Regions from separate parts of the Homo sapiens genome. Here region 1 is linked to region 2. A link is a contact called in ENCODE Hi-C or POLR2A ChIA-PET data. All regions are on one chromosome and are shown on one strand. Each heading gives the region's core, a stretch centred on a gene start or an enhancer-like site at or near the end of the contact. The rest is flanking DNA. Distances are from core to core; before and after follow the strand shown.

Region 1 (5,252 bases), core at 93-2,592, 120 kb before region 2:
ACACACACAACACACACACAACATACACAACGTACACACACACAACATACACACACTCATACACAACATACATACACACAACATACACACAACATACACACACTCACATACACAACATACACTCGCACAACATACACACATGCACAAGATACACACACAACACACAACATACACTCACACACAAGATACACACAACATATACTCACACAACATACACACACAACACACTCTCACACACAACATACCCTCTCACATACACGACATACACACACACAACATATGCACGCTCTCGCGCACATATACACACACACAACATTCACTCACACACACACACAGAGTCCCAGCTGAATCTGCATTCCTCATATGCACATACGTGCACACGCACATACGAGGCACATGTGTTCTTGGGTTGGGAGGAGAAGGGCAGGCAGTTATCTTCCAGATCTCCCCACACCTCTGGCACATGCCTTTCCTGGGGTCCTGGGGTAGACAGGAAGGTGAGGTGAGGGAACAAGCGGGGGTGTCGGGCCCTCCTCAGTCCCTGTTCACAGAGTGGGTGCGGCAGAGACCTCAAAGGGACAGAGCAATCATGAGCTGAGACAGAGGGGGAGCAAAGCCGCAGAAACTGCACACTTGCCTTTCAAAAATGGATTTCCTCTCCTGGGATTCAGCCTGCGAGTGCCTGGCCCCTCACCTTGATGGAAAGGATGGTCATTTTCCTCCGAGCTCAGCTGCTGGATATCTTGAAAGTCCTTGGCCATGATGGGGCCCGGGCTGGAGCTGGAGCTGGAGCTGGGCTGGGCTGGGCTGAGGTTGCTCTGAGGGCTGGGGCTGGGGCAGAGGTGCAGATTCACGTGGAGGTTGATGGTGGGATGGAACGCAGGGTCGGAGGGGTTCGGGGTGGTGGCCTGGGTAGGATCTGAGGTTGGCAGGGCGTTTGGGATGAGGTTTGAAATCCCGCTGGGTCCTTTCCCTTCTCAGGAGACCGCTTGGGCCTTGACCTGGCCAGGAGACCCCTCCCCACGCTCATGGACCCGACCACCCACAGCTTCCCATGGGGTCCTCCCCATCCCTGAACCAAGGCCTCCTTGTTCCCAAGCATCCTCGTCCCAGTTGCCTCCCCAGCCTCAGTTACCTGTGAAAGGTGTGGAGAGCGGACACCTGGCTCCCGCAGGCAACCCTGGCCTTGGCCAAGGAGGGGTTAAAGCCAGGAGAACTGGGGCAGGTGGAGCTCACAGGGGAGAGGAGAGTGGAGGAGGGGCTGGTCCGGGCAAGGCCTGCACTGGAGGGTCTGAGTGTCCAAGCTCTAACCTGGCACCTCCTGGCCTGGGACTTTGGACAGTAAACAGAAGAGGAAACAGAGCTGTAACTCATTTGTGGGGTGGGGGCAGGGGACGGGGCTATCTCTGTTCTTATTCCCAGAGAGGGGGGTCCCCTGGGCTGCGCTCAACTCCACACGCCACTCACCCCACTCATTGCACCATTTGGAAGGGGTGCCAGGCCAGGAGGGGCTGGGGTGCAGTTTGCCGTTTCCCTCTCTCCCTCCCCCTCTCACTTCCTGCCTCCGAATTTACCAGAACTGTGGGTGTCTCCAAATATCCCTGACCAGGATCACAGCGACCAGTTCTCTACTCTTGCCCAATCCGGCATCTGAACCACAGACCCCAGCTTCCTGTGGGCTCGGCCACCAGACTCTCAGCTCTGGCCCAACTCGCTTCACTCTCCTGGAGAGTAAAGCCTCTCAAATCCAGAAGCTTCAGCAGGAGGAGGAAGGGGCTTTGCAGAAAAACAGCTCTCCTCGCAGGAGGAATCCAACCTCAGAGAGCCCCGTCCGGCCCAGACCCTGCCCCAGCCCAGGCAACACAAACACTGTCCTCAGGCCCAGCCACTGCCCTAAATTCTCCAAGGTGTTTCTTCATTTATCACAGCACAACACCCCCACGAGGCAGGACTTCTGTTACTCCCATTTCACAGGGTTCGGAAGCGGAGCCTCGGAGAGATGAGGCAACTTGCTCTAGGTGGTGGCCCAGGTGAGTAGAGAAACTGGCAAAGCAAAATGGAGTAAAGAGGGGAAAATAACATCATAACAAAAGGTCTGGCCGGGCACGGTGGCTCACGCCTGTAATCCCAGCATTTTGGGAAGCCGACGTGGGTGGATCACCTGAGGTCAGGAGTTCGAGACCAGCCTGGCCAACATGGTGAAACTCTGTCTCTACTAAAATACAAAAATTAGCCGGGCGTGGTGGCAGGGGCCTGTAATCCCAGCTACTCAGGACGCTGAGGCAGGAGAATCGATTGAACCTGGGAGGCGGAGGTTGCATTAGCCAAGATTGCGCCATTGCACTCCAGCCTGGGCAACAAGAGAGAAACTCCATCTCAAAGAAAAAAAAAAGAAAGAAAGAAAAAGAAAAGAAAAGGTCTTCATGGTCCTACGAGGAAGACTGGCTTCCATGAAGCAAGGAACGTGGCTGACTGTCTACACTTGCGCTAACAATAGCTCGGGAAAGAAAACACAGTTTTTGTGCATGATTTTCTGACCCTCACCAAACTTGGGCGGATGGCTACGGGCAGGGTTTCTTATAAAGCTGCTCGTTTCCCCGGGTGCCGAAAAGGAATTCAAACAGAGGCCTTTTCTGTTCTTGTAACTTGCTGACCCACATGGGAAGTAGCCACCCCCCCAGTACCCTGACATTCCCACCCAGCCACCAGGCAGCAGCAGCCGCTGGGCTCTCTGACTGCAGCCCACAGCGAGAGACGAATTTCATGCTGTGATCCAGAACATACACACAAGCACCCGCACACACAGGTGCATTTGTATGTGTTACTTTCTCCTGGATCCCCAGTGCCTGCCACACAGTAGCTGCTCAACAAGTATCTACTGAGTGAGTGAGTGAATAGAATAATGCGTTTGGAAATACACGGTTGACACTAAAGTTTGATGGGACAATGCTCACCTTACTACGTGCCTTCTGTTGAGTTTCCCAGTCCATTAATGGGTCACAACTCAAAGTCTGAACAACACTGCTGTGAAGCCCCCATCTTAAGGGGCATGTGGATTTAGTCCTGAGATACAGGTAAGAGCTTCACAGATGGATTGTCTACTGCATGTCAAGCTTTGCCAACTGCCAACCAGGGATGGGGCCATCCTCATTGGCCACCCCTTTGACTGAACCAATTCCACGTTTCAGGGCTTGTCACTTACACCCCCACTCACGGCACTACAGGGAGAGAAGGGACAGAGAAAGCCAGACTCATCTGCGTCCTTCTCTTTCTCCCTATTTGAAAATCATTTTAACTTAGAAGTTAACATGTACTTGGACTATTTCTGAAGTTTCCATATTGTTGGAGGTTTTCTGTTTTGGGTTATGGAATCCTATTTTCTTTGATTGATTTTTTTTTTTTTTTTTTTTGAGACAGAGTTTCACTCTTGTCACCCAGGCTGGAATGCAATGGCGCGATCTCAGCTCACTGCAACCTCCACCTCCCGGGTTCAAGTGATTCTCCTGCCTCAGCCTCCTGAGTAGCTGGGATTACAGGCATGCACCACCACGCCCGGCTAATTATTTGTATTTTCACCATGTTGGCCAGGCTGGTCTTGAACTCCTGACCTCAGGTGATCCGCCCATCTCAAACTCCCAAAGTGCTGGGATTATAGGCGTGAGCCATCGCGCCCGGCCTTATTTGGTTGATTTTGATTTGGGGTTTATTTGTACCTCAGACACAAAGGTTAGATTGGTCATATTCCTTACTTCATGACACTAGGTCTTCCTCAGAGGTCTGAGCTAAACCTTTGTCCTGTTTCGTTCTTCCCTAGCTCCCATCCTGTTTCCCCTCACTAATTCTATACTCTCTACTCTCTATAGGCAGCCAGAAGTCTGAGTGCCCTGACAGTCCCCACAGATGGTGCCCATCAATTTCTCCCCTCACCACATGTGCAAGTCACACCACTCAGCCAGGGGTAGAGTCTGTTTCCCCTCCCCTTGAGTCTGGGCTGGCCCTGTGACTTGCCTTGACCAACAGAAAGCACTAGAAATGACACTCTGCCAGTTCTGGGCCTGGACCTCAAGAAACCTGGTAGCTTCAGTTTTCAATCTTGGAAGTCAGTCACCATGCTATGAGGAAGTCCAACTATCCTGCCAGAGAGAGTCCTGGGGGATAAGACAGCACATGGAGAGAGAAAGAGGCCACACAGAGGTGCACTGAGGCCCCAGACATGTGAGCAAAGTCTTCTGGGAGTTTCCAGGGCAGCCCAGTCACCAGCTGATTGTATCCAAGTGTTTCACTCCAACCAATACCCCGTGGACCGCCCAGCCTAGCCCTGCCCAAATTTCTGACCCAGAGAATCTTAAGAAAAAACAGTTGGTTTAAGCCACTGGAGCTTTGGGGTGGTTTATTATGCATCGGTAGATAGCTGAAACAATATATATTACTAAATATGTAGGTACCCTTATAAAATATGTGATGGGGTTTGCATGTCTATCTGTTCTGTATTTACATACACAGAACTTTCATATATCTCATTTGTTTCTGATCTTTTTCACTCAACAAGAAATTTTTTAGAGCTATTTGTATTGCTATTTGTTACAATGGATTGTTACATTGCTATTTGTTTATCTGGTTTGTTGCTATGAACTGCTGCACAGTATTCAATGGTGTGTATCCATCACAGTTTATTTCCCCTAATAATGAACTCAGGTTGTTGCCAACAACTATCACAATTAACATGACGACTGATGTCCTCATCGTGTTCCCATGTGGACCTAGGTGAGAATTTCTCTTGAAACTGTATCCAGGCCAGGTATGGTGGCTCAGGCCTGTAATCCCAACACCTTGGGAAGCTGGAGTTGGGAGGATCACTTGAGGCCAGGAGTTCAAGGCTGCAGTGAACTATGATCGCACCACAGCATTCCAGCCTGGGCAACAGCAAGACCCTTTCTCAAAAAAAAAAAAAAAAAAAAAAAAGGAATGAAAGAAAAGAAAAGAGAAACGAAGGAAAGGAGGGAGGAAGGAAGGAAGGAAGGAAGGAAGGAAGGAAGGAAGGAAGGAAGGAAGGAAGGAAGGAAGGAAACTATATCCCCGAATGGTATTGCTCATTCGCAGAGTATTGCCATACCTAATTCCACTCAGGACTGCCAGACTGTTTTCCAGAATGGCTCTGCCAGTTCACACTCCCACCAGCAGTATACGAGGGTTCTCTTTTTGGCTTTGTCGCTTGATATTATTAACATCGCAATTGTTGCCAAGCTGATGCC
Region 2 (5,293 bases), core at 1,691-4,190:
AGAGAGTCCTTGAGCTTCATCTTCTCAAGCAAGGTAGCACTGTCGGGGGCCTGCAGACGAGAGAAAGTGGACCTTGGGGGTCCTGGCTGGGTGGGACCTGCTTGAGCTGCCCTTCTCTTGGATGACTTTGCTTTCTTAACAAAAGTCTGGATGGTTCGAAGATCTGAGGGGGCCGAGTCCCAGCCATCACTGTCGGCCGCACTCTCTCCTCGCAATGGAGAGCTGGAGCCAGAGGCTGGCCAGTCACTTTCCTTAAAAGGGGGAAGAGACCAGGGTCAGCAGAACCCCAGTGTCATCTCAGCCCCTCCACAAACCCAGCTTGAAAAGGAGTGACTGGATTTACCCCAAAATGTCCTACCTCAACCACTAAATCCCACTGTACTCCAAAAACTTCTCCCCACCCCAATTCCCATCAGCATGTCCTCTTGACCAGTCCGTGTTACCTCTACCCTCAAGTCTGACACCTCACCGCTGCCCCTGCCCAGGGCCTGTGGAACACTGTATCACCCAGACCGGAGCCGTTATGTCCTTAGCTCTTTTTCTGTATAGCCTCATTTGTTACCATTTTCATCTCCCTAAAATTTATCCATAAACACCTTCCATTCACAGCACCTCAAGACTATGCCAAAATCTCAACCAGCGACTCCAAATCCCCCTTCCTTTTCACTGCTGTTCAAGCTAGCTATCCCGGCCATCCACTCCCCGCATACCAGCTTTCCTACCACAGCCCTAAGAGTCTCCAACTTCCCTGGTCTTACATATAATTTCTAAGGGCCTCCTTCTATAAAGCAATACAGTTCTGTTTGAACAACAGTCACTCTATAGTCCCACCACACCAGCCTCAAGTCAGTAATTCTCTTGCCCCTACCTCTTTGCTAGGGGGAATGTAACCAGCATATGCCAAAACAAAACTGCAGAATTTGTTGAAATCCTCAATTGTTCTCCGCCGTTTCTCTGGTGGCTGAAAGGAAGGAGATATGGATCACATGCAAAGCCACACAGTTTAAGAATGGCATTCCCAGAAACACAGTCCCTAAGTGAGGTCTAGAAAAGGGGGGCGGGGGGCGTTGTCAGGCAGGGCTACTAGGCTGCAAAGGTAAGGCAAACCTCACCTGAGTCTCTGGCTTAAGGGTCGGAGGTGGATCTGGAAAAGCAATAAAAGCTGAGTCAAGACACTAGGAACAATCTGTGTAAAACTCCCCCTCTAAACCCCGTTGTTCCTAAGTGAACCCCCTGCTCTCCCAGGTCCCTCTGCCAGGCCAGCAGGCCCCCAGCTGTGTTGGATCCGCCCCGGCTCCCCCTTCCGCCCCGCGAGGGGCGGAGCCTGGGCGCGGCGCCCTCTGAGGCCTCGCTATAGCGCTCCCCTTCCCCCAACCGGAGGCCCGGCGCCCCGCCCCCCCAACTCACGGTCTCTCTCGACTCCAGTCTACTCGGATCCCTCAGCGCCCCACCCCACCGTACCGCTCCCGGGGCCGCGTCCGGGCCGCCGCCAGCCGCCCCCGTCCTTCACACGCGCCCGGAGCCCCGAGTTCCTACCCGGCCGCGCTCCACCGCCTCGGGCCCTCCGAGACCGCACACGCCGCCCGCCAGCCCCCAGGGTCCAGGATGACCACGCCGAACCGCTCCCCGCCCTCCGGCCCCTTCTACTCGAGCACGCGGCCCGGCGCGCCCCTCACCCCCACCCCAGACACACACAGGCACACGCATCCAACGCTACTTCACGGCCGGGACAGACCCGGGAGCTCTAACCCGGACGCGGCCCCCACCTGCCCCCCCCCCCCCGCCCATACCGCGCTCCCCACAATTTCGCCGTCCCTCCGCCCCCATCCGGGGCTTTGGCCCCTCCCCGTCTCCAGCTTTTCGGGCTCCCCACCGGGCCCCCCGGCCCTGTTCCTAGCCCTCTCCGGCCGCCGCCCCCCCCTCCGCCCCCGTACTCACCACCCAGTTACTAGGCTATGGACCCCTCAACTCTGGCCCCTTCCCCCCAACCAGCCACTCTCTCTCTCTCTCCACAGCAGCCACCGCTGCTGCCGCCGATGCCCCCCTCACCCTCAGCAACTCCCAGGCTCTTAACCCTCGCGGACCAACCCTACCCCCCCGCCCGACAAGTCGCCGGTCTTAACCCCCCCCACCCCGCCCCACCACCCCCTACAACTACCCAGCTCGCCTCGCTTCCTGGCTCGCTCTCTCCACAACTACCCCCCGGTACAGGTCCGTCTGCCGTAGACAATACCCAGACCCCCTCTTCTCCCCACAACTACCTGCCCACCTCTCCGACAATCACCGGGCATTCTCCGGCGGCAACTACTCGGAGCTCCGGTACCACCGCCACAAACTACCCCACCTCGGCGAACTACCGGGCCCCTCACTCAGCCTCTTCTACGTCCTCCCTCCTGAGCAACTCTCCGGCCACTGGATTCCCCTAACCTTCCAGTTCCAGGGCCCCAATCTGCCGGTGGCCCTTTCGGGCCCTAACCCCCGAGGCTCCGGGTTTCAAGCTCCTATCCCCCGCACCCCCACACCGTCTGATCTCCAACTACCCCAGCCCAGTTTCCCACTCCTCTTTCTCCAAGGTCTCTCAACTCGTCGCTCTCCCACCTCCAGGGCCAGCCTCCCGACCCCCTCCCCGAACTCCCCCGCTGGGCTCCGGGGCTCGACCTCCAAGTTTGCCAATTGATTCCTCGCCCGCCCCCCGCCGGCTCAGCGCTCTGCACCGGTCGAGAGCTCACCTTCGGGACTGGGCTCCGCCATGGCTTCCAGCATCGCCCCCTCCCCTCCTCCCGGTCCGGCGCCCCCCTCCCCGGAGCCGGGGATCCCGGTGCCGCCTCTAGTGCTCGATGCTCCCACTGCTTCGCTCCACAGAAGTGTCCGCCTCAGCCCGGTTGAGACTCGAGTCCGCTAGCCGCTGCCGCCACCTCCCTCTACCACTGCCTCCCGCACTCCCGGACCGGGCCCCCTCCCCCCGCGCCGCCGGCCGCCTGCTCCCTCCTCCTCCTCCTCCACCTCCTCTCTCCTCCCTCCCTCCTCTTCTCTCCCTCCTCCCCCCGCCGGCGCCGAGGCGCAGTGCACCAAGGGTTTTGTAGTCCGTCCGGGAACAGCGGAAAAGGGACCGCATGAACCTCCGGAACTTTGATTCCCAGAAAGCCACAGGCTGGCGCAGGCGCACCAAGCCGCTCCCCTCCCCCGGGGAGCGGCGGGGAGACCAGGAGCCGGAGGGGAGAGCGGAAGTGCGCGCGCAGGCCCCTGGGAGATGTAGGCTGGGCGGGACCAAGAAAGAAGAGGAAGAAGGGATTAGAACTCTCGGCCACCATACTGCCTCGTTCTGCAGCTTCTTTCTCCCCAGGAGGACCGCCCCACTTCCGGCCTGCCGGAGAAATGATTGCTGGGAGTTGAAGTATTCCTGGCGATAATGGCTCCCGCTCCCAGTCTTCTCCCTCCCTGATTCCACTCTGCCGGATCCCACACACCGGCAAAAGTCTAGCCAAGTGACATGCAACTGAGAACAGCCGTTTTACTAGCTTGCACACATGAAAATATCTTAGTTAGAATGTTCTAGCAAATGTGGATGTTCACCTAAAGCAGGTACTTCGGAACTTTCTCCACAGGAACCCACAGTAAAAAAAAATTTTTTTTTACATGAGCATTTTTAACATTTAGTTTCACATGCGTGTTATAAAACTAAAGTTTCAAGAAATAATCCTCAGTATTCCATTCCATCACAACAAAAGCACCCTCTTTTTGCAGACAGGGAAAAGCCCAACATGAACAGAATAAACCAAAATATACTTCTATCCCTCCAGCTTGTACCCAGTACTCTTCTTTCCCCACCACTGAAACCCACTGACACCTTGGAAAGACTTAAAATCAGCGGGACGAGGGGAGCAACACAAGGCAAAATTCAGTTCAGCTTGGTGGTTTCCTCTTTATTGATGTGCCTCCTACCTTCCCCCCACAATTTCAGTCCCTTCCAACTACCCCCAAAAAAGAAGGTAGTGAAAGGAAGGGATTGCTGGGGTTCTGAGCCCCTTGGGCAGTCAGAAAGGGAACAGAAACCAAAACAATCACTGGATGTGACACAGACTGACAATCAAGAAGTCTACAGCAGGATGGGAAAGGCGGGCAGAGAAAGGGGAAGAAAGGAGAAAGGAGAGTTACAAGATGCCAACTCCACCATTACCCCTCCTAAGAGAGGCTGGAGAGAAAGCCACAAACATTAAGAAGTGCCGGTCCTGAATAAGGGAGGTGGTGTTTGAGCTTGAAGGAGGAGGAGGTCAAGAAAGGGGGGCCACCTCTCTCTTTGTAGAATGAGACCCCCCTCCAGCTCAGGGGCAGCAGCTTCACAGACCGTAGACACTTTCGTCACTGTAGGCAATGTAGAGAAAGAAGTCTTCTTCATGGTGTTCCTGGGATGAAAGCAGAAAACTGTTCAGCAACTGGGCTCCAGTAACTTAAACCAACCACGACCCAGACACGTTCTTCTAGAACCACAAACCATTGCCTGACTCCTTCACTGACTCCAAGGCCTACCACACGAGCAGTATAATCTCTGCAGTCCTGGGCAAAAAGGCCTCAAACTGTTTTCTGCTGCTTTGGAATGGGGAGGGGGACTGGGAAGAGTCCCGAACAGATAGTTTCTCTAGCTCACTGTTCTCTTTCCTTCTCTCTACTCCTACTGTTCTGTCCAAACCCCCAACCCACGGCTATTATGAAACTTTAAGGCAAGCCAGGAAGCTAGTCCAAAACTACTGATGTAACAACACTTTCTTCCCCTCACGCTCTTCCAAGATTCCTCTCCAAAGCCTCCACCACTTCCCAGTCACCATACCTGGTACAGCTGACCCATTGTGGCACTGGTGGGTGGAATGACATTGTTGACAAAGAAAAACAAGGCATCCTCAGCTCGGAGATGAATTCGCTTCCGGATCAAGAAGTAGAACTGACCAACTGCAAAAGATACAAGATGCAAGAAAGTCACAGAGGTCAAAAATGCCCTCAAAAGAACAGCTGCTAGGTGGAGCCTCCTCCCGCAGAGACTGCACTCCCACCCACAGGAAGCAAGCCTGAGTCTTGGATCAGGTTCCCACCTGTGAGATCAGAAGGCACCAGGTATTTCTTTTTGTCCAGGTCTCCTATCCGAGCTTTGGGAGCCTTTTCTACTATCACCTGATAAAGAGATGAAAATTAGGAGACAGAAGGAATGCAGCCCCGAAGCTGCACCTGTCAAGAACTCAAGAAACAATATTCCTAGCACCTAAATCTACCCCAGATTCATCTCTTTGTCTTTGTACACGCG

Evidence for each region. A loop is a pair of places that touch in the nucleus more often than their neighbours do. ChIA-PET counts read pairs that join two places held with the same protein, here RNA polymerase II (POLR2A). Pooled maps may share reads with other maps.
Region 1: POLR2A ChIA-PET joins it to region 2 with 11 read pairs in HepG2. The contact joins the promoter of ASGR2 here to the promoter of PHF23 in region 2. A Hi-C loop is called at or near these places in 2 of 50 pooled maps. POLR2A ChIA-PET finds 5 or more read pairs at or near these places in 2 of 52 experiments (GM12878 and HepG2).

What each region holds. Positions count from the first base shown.
Region 1 is chr17:7,113,480-7,118,731 of GRCh38, forward strand. It overlaps ASGR2 (asialoglycoprotein receptor 2), which reads right to left and starts at 1,343. Exons shown (of 9, transcript NM_001201352.2): 1 at 1,136-1,343; 2 at 638-831. The coding sequence starts at 761. RefSeq lists an enhancer at 1,495-2,281.
Region 2 is chr17:7,236,517-7,241,809 of GRCh38, forward strand. PHF23 (PHD finger protein 23) reads right to left here and starts at 2,941. Exons shown (of 5, transcript NM_024297.3): 1 at 2,730-2,941; 2 at 1,113-1,144; 3 at 869-961; 4 at 1-251. The coding sequence starts at 2,763. GABARAP (GABA type A receptor-associated protein) reads right to left here. Exons shown (of 4, transcript NM_007278.2): 2 at 5,085-5,163; 3 at 4,826-4,944; 4 at 3,492-4,403. The coding sequence ends at 4,338. RefSeq lists silencers at 1,209-1,688, 2,839-3,018, 3,069-3,208 and enhancers at 2,542-3,191, 3,319-3,408, 5,090-5,293.